Linked DNA regions of Homo sapiens: region 2 is linked to region 1. A link is an interaction called in ENCODE POLR2A ChIA-PET data of the cell type or tissue named here. Cell type or tissue: IMR-90. All regions are shown on one strand. Links, peaks and the distances in the headings refer to the core of each region. The heading gives the core; the rest is flanking DNA.

The links. Peaks named below come from ENCODE experiments on the same cell type or tissue, not always from the same donor. Only the 100,000 strongest peaks of a DNase experiment are listed, where the experiment ranks them.
Region 2: POLR2A ChIA-PET joins it to region 1 with 7 read pairs; 2 of 35 experiments call an interaction of 5 or more read pairs at or near these places.

Annotation. Positions count from the first base shown.
Region 1 is chr9:94,235,918-94,241,539 of GRCh38, reverse strand. All of the region lies in intron 1 of LINC02603 (long intergenic non-protein coding RNA 2603), which reads left to right. Among named protein-coding and RNA genes, the nearest start is that of ZNF169, 21 kb to the left of the region's middle. In IMR-90, for the core only: no CTCF peak of the experiment used is centred there; no DNase peak of the experiment used is centred there.
Region 2 is chr9:94,670,800-94,676,421 of GRCh38, reverse strand. No RefSeq gene overlaps it. Among named protein-coding and RNA genes, the nearest start is that of FBP1, 34 kb to the right of the region's middle. In IMR-90, for the core only: no CTCF peak of the experiment used is centred there; a DNase peak (open chromatin) is centred at 3,111; H3K27ac peaks cover 366 bases.

The DNA.
Region 1 (5,622 bases), core at 855-4,854:
TGGTGTGCTGCACCCATTAACTCATCATTTAACATTAGGTATATCTCCTAATGCTATCCCTCCCTGCTCCCCCACCCCACAACAGGCCCCGGTGTGTGATGTTCCCCTTCCTGTGTCCATGTGTTCTCATTGTTCAATTCCCACCTATGAGTGAGAATATGCAGTGGTTTTTTGTCCTTGCGATAGTTTGCTGAGAATGATGGTTTCCAGCTTCATCCATGTCCCTACAAAGGACATGAGCTGATCCTTTTTTATGGCTGCATAGTATTCCATGGTGTATATATGCCACATTTTCTTAATCCAGTCTATCATTGTTGGACATTTGGGTTGGTTCCAAGTCTTTGCTATTGTGAATAGTGCCGTAATAAACATACGTGTGCATGTGTCCTTATAGCAGCATGATTTATAATGCTTTGGGTATATACCCAGTAATGGAATTGCTGGGTCAAATGGTATTTCTAGTTCTAGATCCTTGAGGAATCGCCACACTGACTTCCACAATGGTTGAACTAGTTTACAGTCCCACCAACAGTGTAAAAGTGTTCCTATTTCTCCACATCCTCTCCAGCACCTGTTGTTTCCTGACTTTTTAATGATCACACTCTAACTGGTGTGAGATGGTATCTCATTGTGGTTTTGATTTGCATTTCTCTGATGACCAGTGACGATGAGCATTTTTTCATGTGTCTGTTGGCTGCATAAATGTGTTCTTTTGAGAAGTGTCTGTTCATATCCTTTGCCCACTTTTTAATGGGGTTGTTTGTTTTTTTCTTGTAAATTTGTTTGAGTTCATTGTAGATTCTGGATATTAGCCCTTTGTCAGATGGGTAGATTGCAAAAATTTTCTCCCATTCTGTAGGTTGCCTGTTCAATCTGATGGTAGTTTCTTTTGCTGTGCAGAAGCTGTTTAGTTTAATTAGATCCCATTTGAGAAAATTTTACAATTTATTTTTTATTTTTATTTTTTTGAGATAGAGTCTTGCTCTGTCGCCCAGGCTGGAATGCAGTGGCACAATCTCAGCTCACTGCAACCTCCACCTCCTGGGTCCAAGCAATTCTCCTGTTTCAGCCTCCTGAGTTGCTGGGATTACAGGCACTTGCCACCACGCCTGGCTAATTTTTGTATTTTTGGTTAAGATGGGGTTTCACCATGTTGGCCAGGCTGGTCTTGAACTCTTGACCTCAGGTGATCCACCCGCCTCGGCCTCCCAAAGTGCTAGGATTACAGGTGTGAGCCACCGTGCCTGGCCACAGAAATTTTACAGTTTTAAATGCTTACATTTAAAAAGTAAATAGGTTTGAAATCAGTGATCTAAAATTCCACATTAAGATGAAAAAATTAAAATGTAAACAGAAGGAAAGAATAGTGAGTAGAAATCAATGACATATAAAACAGTCAACTTAAAAAATTAAAATGCCAAAAGTTGATTCTTTGAAAATATTGACAAATTGGACATTGTTCAGGTTTTATTCAGGAAAGCAGAGCCTTAATGAGTGTTACTGGATGAGAGAGTAAGATTAGGAGCTATACCTTATATAATAGTGGGAAGAGCTAGAGAAGTGAAGGTTCAGAAGTCCTCCTGAAGCATTGGTGCTAGATGACAAATTGGAGCCTAAAGAGATAATTGGCAATCCAATACTACTTTACTCTTGCAAGAATGGCCATAATCAAAAAATCAAAAAATAGTAGATGTTGGCGTGGATGTGGTGAACAGGGAACACTTCTACACTGCTGGTGGAAATGGGAACTAGTACAGCCACTGTGGAAAACAGTGTGGAGATTCCTTAAAGAACTAAAAGTAGAACCACCATTTGATCCAGCAATCCCACTACTGGGTATCTACCCCAGAGGAAAAGAAGTCATTATTCGAAAAAGATACTTGCACACACATGTTTATAGCAGCACAATTCGCAATTGCAAAAATGTGGAACCAACCCAAATGCCCATCAGTCAACAAGCAGTTAAAGAAACCGTGGTATATTTATATACAATGGAATAGTAGTCAGCCATAAAAAGGAATGAGTTAATGGCATTTGCAGCAACCTGGATGAGATTGGAGAGTATTATTCTAAGTGAAGTAACTCAGGTATGGAAAACCAAACGTCCTATGTTCTCACTCATAATTGGGAGCTAAGCTATGAGGATGCAAAGGTATAAGAGTGACACAATGGGCTTTGGGTGCTCAGGGGGAAAGGATGGGAAGGGGGTGAAGGAGAAAAGACTGCAAATAAGGTGCAGTGTATACTGCTCGGGTAATGGGTGCACCAAAATCTCACAAATAGCCATTAAAGAACTTACTCATATAGGCCGGGCACAGTAGCTCACGCCTGTAATCCCAGCACTTTGGGAGGCCAAGGCGGGTGGATCACGTGGTCAGGAGATTGAGACCATTCTGGCTAACACGGTGAAACCCTGTCTCTACTAAAAATACAAAAAATTAGCTGGCCGTGGTGGCAGGTGCCTGTAGTCCCAGCTACTTGGGAGGCTGAGGCAGGAGAATGGCGTGAACCCGAGAAGCGGGGCTTGCAGTGAGCTGAGATCGCACTACAGCACTCCAGCCTGGGTGACACAGCAAGACTCCATCTCAAAAAAAAAAAAAAAAAAAAGAGAGAGAGAGAGAGAGATAAAGATAGATAATTGGAGAAGCCTAGCACATTTAGTTACCAAAATGGGAATGGAAACAAGGTCATATGGTGGCTGTTGGCTCTGTTTAGATAACACTTCTGAAAGTTTGCAGCCAAGCATCTCCTGATTGGGCTGGGTTCAGCAGCTGGGAAGGAGAGCTGGATGTAAAACAGAGGAGCACCAGGATGAGCTGGAAACCACCAGGCAACTCTGCATCTGTCCATCAACTATCTCACACTGAACAGCTTCAGAGAGAGACTGCTTCTGCTTCTAAAATCTCATGCAGATTCACTAACCAAAACCATAAGGAGAAGTGAATTCTGGGTAATGTCGTTCACAGATTGACCAAGTTGCCAGCACAAGTATCCAGTACACCAAATAAGACAGAGAGACAGAGAGATGAGAGAACACAAATTCCTCATATCTGAAACAAAACTGGGAAGATTAGCAGTTTAGAATTAAAAGGATAATAAGTTATGCACAAGCTTATGCCAATAAATGTAATAACTTGGATAAAATAAATTTCTTAAAAGATATAAACTATTGTTAAACCTCACTTTAGAAGAAACAGGAAAACTTAACAGCTATAATGTGTTAATATAATTGAATTAGTCATAATTCCCTCAAAGAAAACTGCAGGCCCAGATTGCTCCTCTGGCCAACTTTGTAAAATATTTTAAGGAAGAAATAATACCAATCTTAAGTGCTTTCAAAAACACAGGAATGAGGAGCACTTCCCAATTTGTTTTGTGAAAACAGCATAATCTTAATATCAAAATCTGACAAGGACATTACACAAAAAAATTAATGCCAACATCCATCATGAATATAAATGTATCTTTAGCAAAATACTAGTTAATTGATTCCACCAGTGTAACCTTTTTGTCTGTGGCTCTAGTGCTATGAAGAACTCAAAATGGCCAGATAGTCTCAATTTCCAGTTCAGTATAATCACTGTGGTGTGCCCCAGAGAAATTATTCCCCCTTTGAGTACTAAAATCTCTAAGCCAGTGGAGCCCAAAGTCACGAGAACAAGAAGTAAAAATTTTTCTAATGGGTCATTTTGGTAGTAGAAATATAACTTCCACTTTGCTTTTTGGTACCTAGTGCAAATGGTGTAACTATGGGACAAACAGAACTATTTATTGTAAACAGTTCAACTATTTAAATAGTTATTATAGTTATTTATTGGTTTGTTGCTGCTTTAATTTGCGTTTTCTTAATAATGATGTTAAACATCTTTTCACATGCTTAATAGCCATTTGAATATATTCTCTCGTATTTAATTTTTTTCTATTTTTTTCTTTTATACTTTGTTGTAAAGTTTTAAAATATATATTCTGGGCCTGGCACGGTGGCTCATGCCTCTAATCCTAGCACTTTGGGAGGCTGAGGTGGGTGGATCACCTGAGGTCAGGAGTTTGAGATCAGCCTGGCCAACATGGTGAAACCCTGTCTCTACTAAAAATACAAAATTAGCCGGGAGTGGTGGCACATGCCTGTAATCTCAGCTACTTGGGAGGCTGAGGCAGGAGAGTCACTTGAATCTGGGAGTTGGAGGTTGTGGTAAGCCGAGATTGTGCCATTGCACTCCAGCCTGGGCAACAAGAGCAAAACGCTGTCTCAAAAAATAAAAAAATTAAATAAAAAATTAAAAAAATATATATATATGTTCTGAATACAAGTCCTTTATCAGATATTTGATTTGTAAAAGTTTTCTTAGTACGTGAATTATTTTATTTTCTTAATGATATCTCTTGAAATACAAATGTTTTTAATTTTGATCAAGTTCAACTTATCACATTTTTTTCTTTATTGGTTGTGCTTTTGGTATCATATCTAAGAAATATTTGCCCTAGCCAATATCATGAAGATTTTCTCCTATTTTTTTCTAAAAGTTTTATATTTTCAGTTCTACTTTTTAAAAAAAAATATTGCTATTTTGGTTCCATGTCGACTAATGTAGGCATTATCAAAAATATGCATTTTTATTTTATTTATTTTGTGAGACAGTTTCACTCTGCCACCTAGGCTGGAGTGCAGTGGCACCATCTCTGCCAACTGCAACCTACGCCTCCCGGGTTCAAGCAATTCTTGTGCCTCAGCCTCCTGAGTAGCTGGGATTACAGGCATGTGCCACCATGCCTGGCTAATTTTTTTTTTTTGTATTATTAGTAGAAACAGGGTTTCACCATGTTGGCCAGGCTGGTCCCGAACTCCTGACCTCAAGTAATCCTCCTGCCTTGGCCTCCCAAAGTGCTAGGATTACAGGCATAAGCCACCATGCCCAGGCTTCAGTTATACTTTTCTATAATCTATTTGGAGTTGATTTTTTTGTGTTTGGTATGGAGTAAGGTCTAAAAATTGTTTGTTTTGCATATGTATATCCGATTGTCATAGCACCACTTGTTGAAAAGACTATCCTTTTCCCTACTGGATTGCCTTAGCACTTTTGTCAAAAATCAATTGATCATGTATATGTGGGTTAATTTCTGGACTCTCCATTCTGTTCTATTGATTCATATGGCTATCTATACACCAGTACCACACTGTCTTCATTACCATAGCATTCTGTTCAATTTTAAAATCAAGAAACAGAAGTCCTCCCACATCGTTCTTCTTTTTCAAAATTGTTTTGGCTATTCTGCATCCTTCCATTTCCATATAAGTTTCAGGATCAGCTTGCCATTTCTGCAAAGAAGTCTGCTAGAATATTGACATGGATTACATGGCATTTATAGATCAATTTGGAGAGAGTTGTCATTGTAACAATATTGAATCTTCCAATCAATGAACATGGTATATCTTCTCCATTTATTTAGGTCTTCTTTAATCCCCCCACCCTGCCCCAGCAATGTCTTACAGTTTTTAGTCCACAAGTCTTAAAACCTCTTTTCTTAAATTTATTCCTAAGTATTTCTTTTTGATCTGTTATTATTTGAATTTTTGTATTGCTAATTGCAGTATATAGAAATACAACCAATTTTTTTGTATTG
Region 2 (5,622 bases), core at 900-4,899, 430 kb before region 1:
GTGGCTTCTAAGTCTCACTTCTGTCCTCTATTAAATGACCTTCCTTATGGGGTGTTTTGAGGATTAAACAAGATAATGAATGCAGGCAGGGCATGGTGGCTCACGCCTGTAATCCCAGCACTTTGGGAGGCTGAGACAGGTGGATCACCGGAAGTCAGGAGTTCAAGACCAGCCTGGCCAACATGGTAAGACCCTGTCTCTACTAAAAATACAAAAAATTAGCTGGGCATGGTGGTGAATGTCTGTAATCCCAGCTACTTGGGAGGCGGAGGCAGGAAAATCGCTTGAACCTGGGAGGTGGAGGTTGCAGTGAGCCAAGATAGCGCCACTGCACTCCAACCTGGGCGACAGAGTGAGACTCTATCTCAAAAACAACAACAATAAAAATCCAGATAATGAATGTAAAACCTTAGTCATTATAAGTACTCAAGAAAATGATTGACAAAAGAAAAGATGCTGGGGTCCTGAGTTCCTGCTCATCTATGAGATGAGGCGGAGCTTAGGATCAGCCACAGAGGAGCAGAGGAGACATCTGGGTATGGTGACAGACTTGGAACCATGTCCAATATTTATGTGCAGCTATTTCAACCAAATTTATGAGAGTGGAGGGAAAGGATAGGATCCAAAAATGCTTCTGCAGCAATAATAATAAGCAAAAATTAAGTAACTTTGGATGCAAAAGACTCACTGTGCAGTGGCCAAGTCCAATTGCTTATAATGGCCTCCTCAGGAAAATATCTATTTCAACAATGTTCCAGGAATGCAGAGAATGCTGGAAATCATTTATTCCAGCTTATTTCTGCCCTTTCTCATGAGGAATGGGGGTAAATATGTAGACCAAGAGCAAAAGTTCACAACTGCATCTGTTGTCTCACTGGGGCAGATTTGTTCCTTTAAAGCTGTGAGGTAAAAAAATCCAAGTTCCAAAAGCTGGCTTTCAACTTTCCCCCACAGGGAATTCACTTATTTTGAATGGCACGGTTACAGGTTTCACTACAGAGTGGCAACCCCACTTCATCTCAGCCAAGAAACTCACGTTAAAGAAAAAACATCCAAGGCCTGCGGAGAACAGATCTAACGCCAACACAGTCAAATTAAACCCTGAAGCCAAAACATCTAAAAATAGGTATTCTCATATTGCTTGTTACTTTTTTTCATGGCATACAATGGAATACCTTAATTCTCTGGTGACTCTGTTAAGGACACAAATTTCATTCAGCAAATATTCCCTGAGACTTCGGGTGGGGTCACAGGCCTTAACATGTAAGCATTGTGTGAGCTTCCTGAACTCGAGGACCTTGCAGTTTAGGTGAAAATATGTGACAATTAACAAATACAGTAGTGAAAAGACTGTTCTAAGGCAGCATGTGATTCTGGATGAATGAGTGAAAGAGATAGCCGAGGGCTCCAAATTTAAGAGAGAGAAAGGGCCCTGTGGGCTGGACAAATCCGTTAAGATTAGACTTAAGGCAAATTTTGAAAAGGATGAAAAGGATTTGGCTAGAGAGAAGGGGCTGAGAGAAGCAGACAGTCTAGGCCAAGGCAATATTATGGGTAAAGATGGAGGGAAAATATGCATGCCATAGTCCAGGGGCAGAGTGGGAAATAATAATAGCAAAAGTTTATTGAGCACCTACTGTCCATTTGGAGGTGCTAAGCCGTTCAACATTATTGTCTCATTTAATGCTCAAAATATCCCCACAAATGAGGCATTCTTTCATCCAGGCAGGAGTGCAATGGCACCATCTCAACTCACTGCAGCCTCCGCCTCCGGGGTTCAAGTGATTTTCCTGCCTCGGCCTCCTGAGTAGCTGGGATTACAGGTGCCTGCAAAGACGCCCGGCTAATTTTTGTATTTTTTGTAGATACAGGGTTTCGCTATGTTGGTCAAGCTGTTATCAAAGTCCCGACCTCAGGTGATCTACCCACCTCGGCCTCCCAGAGTGCTGGGAAGACAGGCATGAGCCACTGTGCCTGGCCAAAAGAGGCATTCTTTTTTTTTTTTTTTTTTTGAGACGGAGTCTCACTCTGTTGCCCAGGCTGGCGTGCAGTGGCACAGTCTTGGCTCACTGCAACCTCCGCGTCCCAGGTTCAAGCAATTCTCCTGCCTCAGCCTCCCGAATAGCTGGGACTACAGGCGCCCACCACCACACCTGGCTAATTTTTTGTATTTTTAGTAGAGACGGGGTTTCACCGTGTTAGCCAGGACGGTCTTGATCTCCTGACCTGGTGATCTGCCTGCCTCGGCCTTCCAAAGTGCTGGGATTACAGGTGTGAGCCACTGCGCCTGGCCGAAAAGAGTGACTAGCCCAAGGTCAGAGCAGGGCAGTGATTTGAACTCAAGATGCAGGTTCAGGTCAGACTGTGAGAAGCCTCACTGGCTGTTTGTGTGGGGTAACCCATGAGGCAGAAATAATACAAAGAAAAAGGAGACTCAGGAGCCCGGGCGCGGTGGCTCACGCCTGTAATCCCAACAATTTGGGAGGCTGAGGTGAGCAGATCAGTTGAGGTCAGGAGTTCGAGACCAGCCTGGCCAATATGGTGAAACCCCATCTCTATTAAAAATACAAAAATTAGCCAGGTGTGGTGGCATGCGCCTGTAATCCCAGCTACTTGGGAAGCTGAAGTAGGAGAATCACTTGAACCTGGGAGGCGGAGGTTGCAGTGAGCCGAGATCGTGCCATTGCACTCCAGCCTGGGTGACAAAGTTAGACTCTGCCTCAAAACAAAACAAGACAAGACAAAACAAAACAAAACTCAACTTTTATTTTAAGTTCAGAGATACAAGTGCAGGTTTGTTACGTAGGTTAACTCGTATTATGGGGGTTGGTCACACAGATTATTTCATCACCCAGGTATTAAGCCCAGTAACCAATAGTTCTCTTTTCTGCTCCTCCCTCTCCTCCCACCCTCCACCCTCAAGTAGACTTCAGTGTCTGTTGTTTCCATCTTTGTGTCCATAAGTTCTCATTATTTAGCTCCTACTTCTAAGTGAGAACATGCAGTATTTGGTTTTCTGTTCCTGTGTTAATTTGCAAAGGATAATGGCCTCCAGCTCTATCCATGTTCCCGCAAGACATGACCTCGTTCTTTTTTATGGCTGCATTCTTAAACATTTTATCACCCCAAGGAGAAATTCCATACCCATTAGCTGTAATTTCATTCCTTCTGCCCTCAGCCCTTGGCAACTATTAATCTACTTTCTGTCTCTATGGATTTGTCTATTTTTGATATTTTATATAAATGGTATCATACAATACATGGCTGTTAGCCTAACATAGTGTTGTCAAGCTTTCTCCATATTGTAACATTTCTTTTTATTGATGAATAGTATTCCATTTGTTCAGCCATTCATGGACATTTGTGTTGTTTCCACTCCTTGGCTATTTAGAATAATGCTTCAATGAACATTTTTGTATAAGTTTTTGAGTGGACACATGTTTTCAGTTCTCTGGGGTATATACCTAGGAGTGGAATTACTAGGCCATATGGTCACTCTGTTTAACTTTTTGAGGAACTGCCAGACTGTTTTCCAAAGCAGCTGTACCATTTTATATATCCACCAGCAGTGTATGAGGTTTCCAATTTTCTCCACATCCTTGCTAACACTTATTATTGTCTGTCTTTTAAAATTATGGTTATCCTACTAGGTAGGAAGTAGTATCTCATTGTAGTTCTGATTTTCATTCCCCTAATGGCTCATGATGTTGAATATCTTTCCTTGTGCTTACTGGCCATTGTATATTCTCCTTGCAGAAATATCTACTCAAATTCTTTGCTCATTTTTATTGCCCTTTTATTGTTTAGTGGAGTTCTTCATATATTCTAGAAACAAGTTATTTATCAGATATATGATTTACAAATATTTTCTCCCATTCTGTGTATTTTTTTCACTTTTTATTAGTGTTCTTTGCCACACGAAATGTTTAATTTTTTTTTTTTTGAGACAGAGTCTTGCTCTGTTGCCCAGGCTGGAGTGCAGTGGCACGATCTTGGCTCACTGCAACCTCTGCCTCCCAAGTTCAAGCAATTTTCCTGCCTCAGCCTCCCAAGTAGCTGGGATTACAGGCGTGTGCCACCACACCTGGCTAATTTTTGTATTTTTAGTAGAGACAGGGTTTCACCATGTTGACCAGGCTGGTCTTGAACTCCTGACCTCAGGTGATCCACCCGCCTTGGCTTCCCAAAGTGCTAGGATTACAGGCGTGAGCCACCATACCTGGCCAAAATTTTAAAATTTTGATGAAGTTCAATTTGTTTATTTTTAATTGCTAGTGCTTTTGGTGCCACAGCTAAGACACTATTGCCTAAGTTAAAGTCACAAAGATTCACATCTGTATTTTTCTCTAAGAGTTTTATAGTTTTAGCTCTAAATGTAATTTAGGTCTTTGATACATTTTGAATTTTTTTTTGTATGTGGTGTGAGGTGGGGGGTTCAACTTTTTTATTTTGCATATGGATGTGTGTGGTTTCCCCAGCATCCTTACTTTAAAAGACTCTTCTTTCCTCATTGAATTGTCTTATCACCATTGTTGAAAATCAATTAATCCTGAAAGTAATGGTTTATTTCTGGACTCTCAATTTTATTCCATTTATCACTATGTCTATCCTTACAATAGCACCACATCATCTTGATTACTATAGCTTTGGAGTGGAAATGTGAGTCTTTCTACTTTGTTCTTTTTCAGGCCTGTTTTGTGTATTCTGGGTCTCTTGCATTTCCATATGAATTTTAAGATCAACTTTTCAACTTCTGCATAGAAAGCAGGTAGGCTTTTGTTAGGGATTATGTTGACTAATTTGAGGAGGATTATCATCTTAATGATGTTATCCTCCAATCTATGAACATGGCATGTCTTTCTATTTAATTCTTCTTTAGTTTCTTCCAAAAATATTATATAGTTTTCAGTAAACAAGACTCACACTTTTGATTTTTTCTTCTTTTTTGAGACGGAGTCTCACTCTGTCGCCCAGGCTGGAGTGCAGTAGTGCGATCTCGGCTCACTGCAAACTCCACCTTCCGGGTTCACGCCATTCTCCAGCCTCAGCCTCCTGAGTAGCTGGGACTACAGGTGCCCGCCACCACGCTTGGCTAATATTTTTCCTTTTGAAATGGAGTCTCGCTCTGTCGCCCAGGCTGGAGTGCAGTGGCGCGATCTCGGCTCACTGCAAGCTCTGCCTCCCAGGTTCACGCCATTCTCCTGCCTCAGCCTCCCAAGTAGCTGGGACTACAGGCGTCCGCCACCGCGCCTGGCTAATTTTTTTTGTATTTTTGGTAGAGACGGGGTTTCACCGTGGTCTCGACCTCCTGACCTTGTGATCTGCCCGCCTCGTCCTCCCAAAGTGCTGGGATTACAGGCGTTAGCCACCATGCCCGGCCATTGGCTAATTTTTTGTATTTTCAGTAGAGATGGGGTTTCACTGTGTTAACCAGGAGGGTCTTGATCTCCTGACCTCGTTATCCGCCTGCCTCGGCCACCTAAAGTGCTGGGAGTACAGGTGTGAGCCACCATGCCCGGCCAAGACTCACATTTCTTTTGTTAAATTTATTCAATATCTCATTCTTTTGGATGTTATTGTTAATTGAATTGGATTGTTTTCTTAATTTCTTTCCTTTTTTGT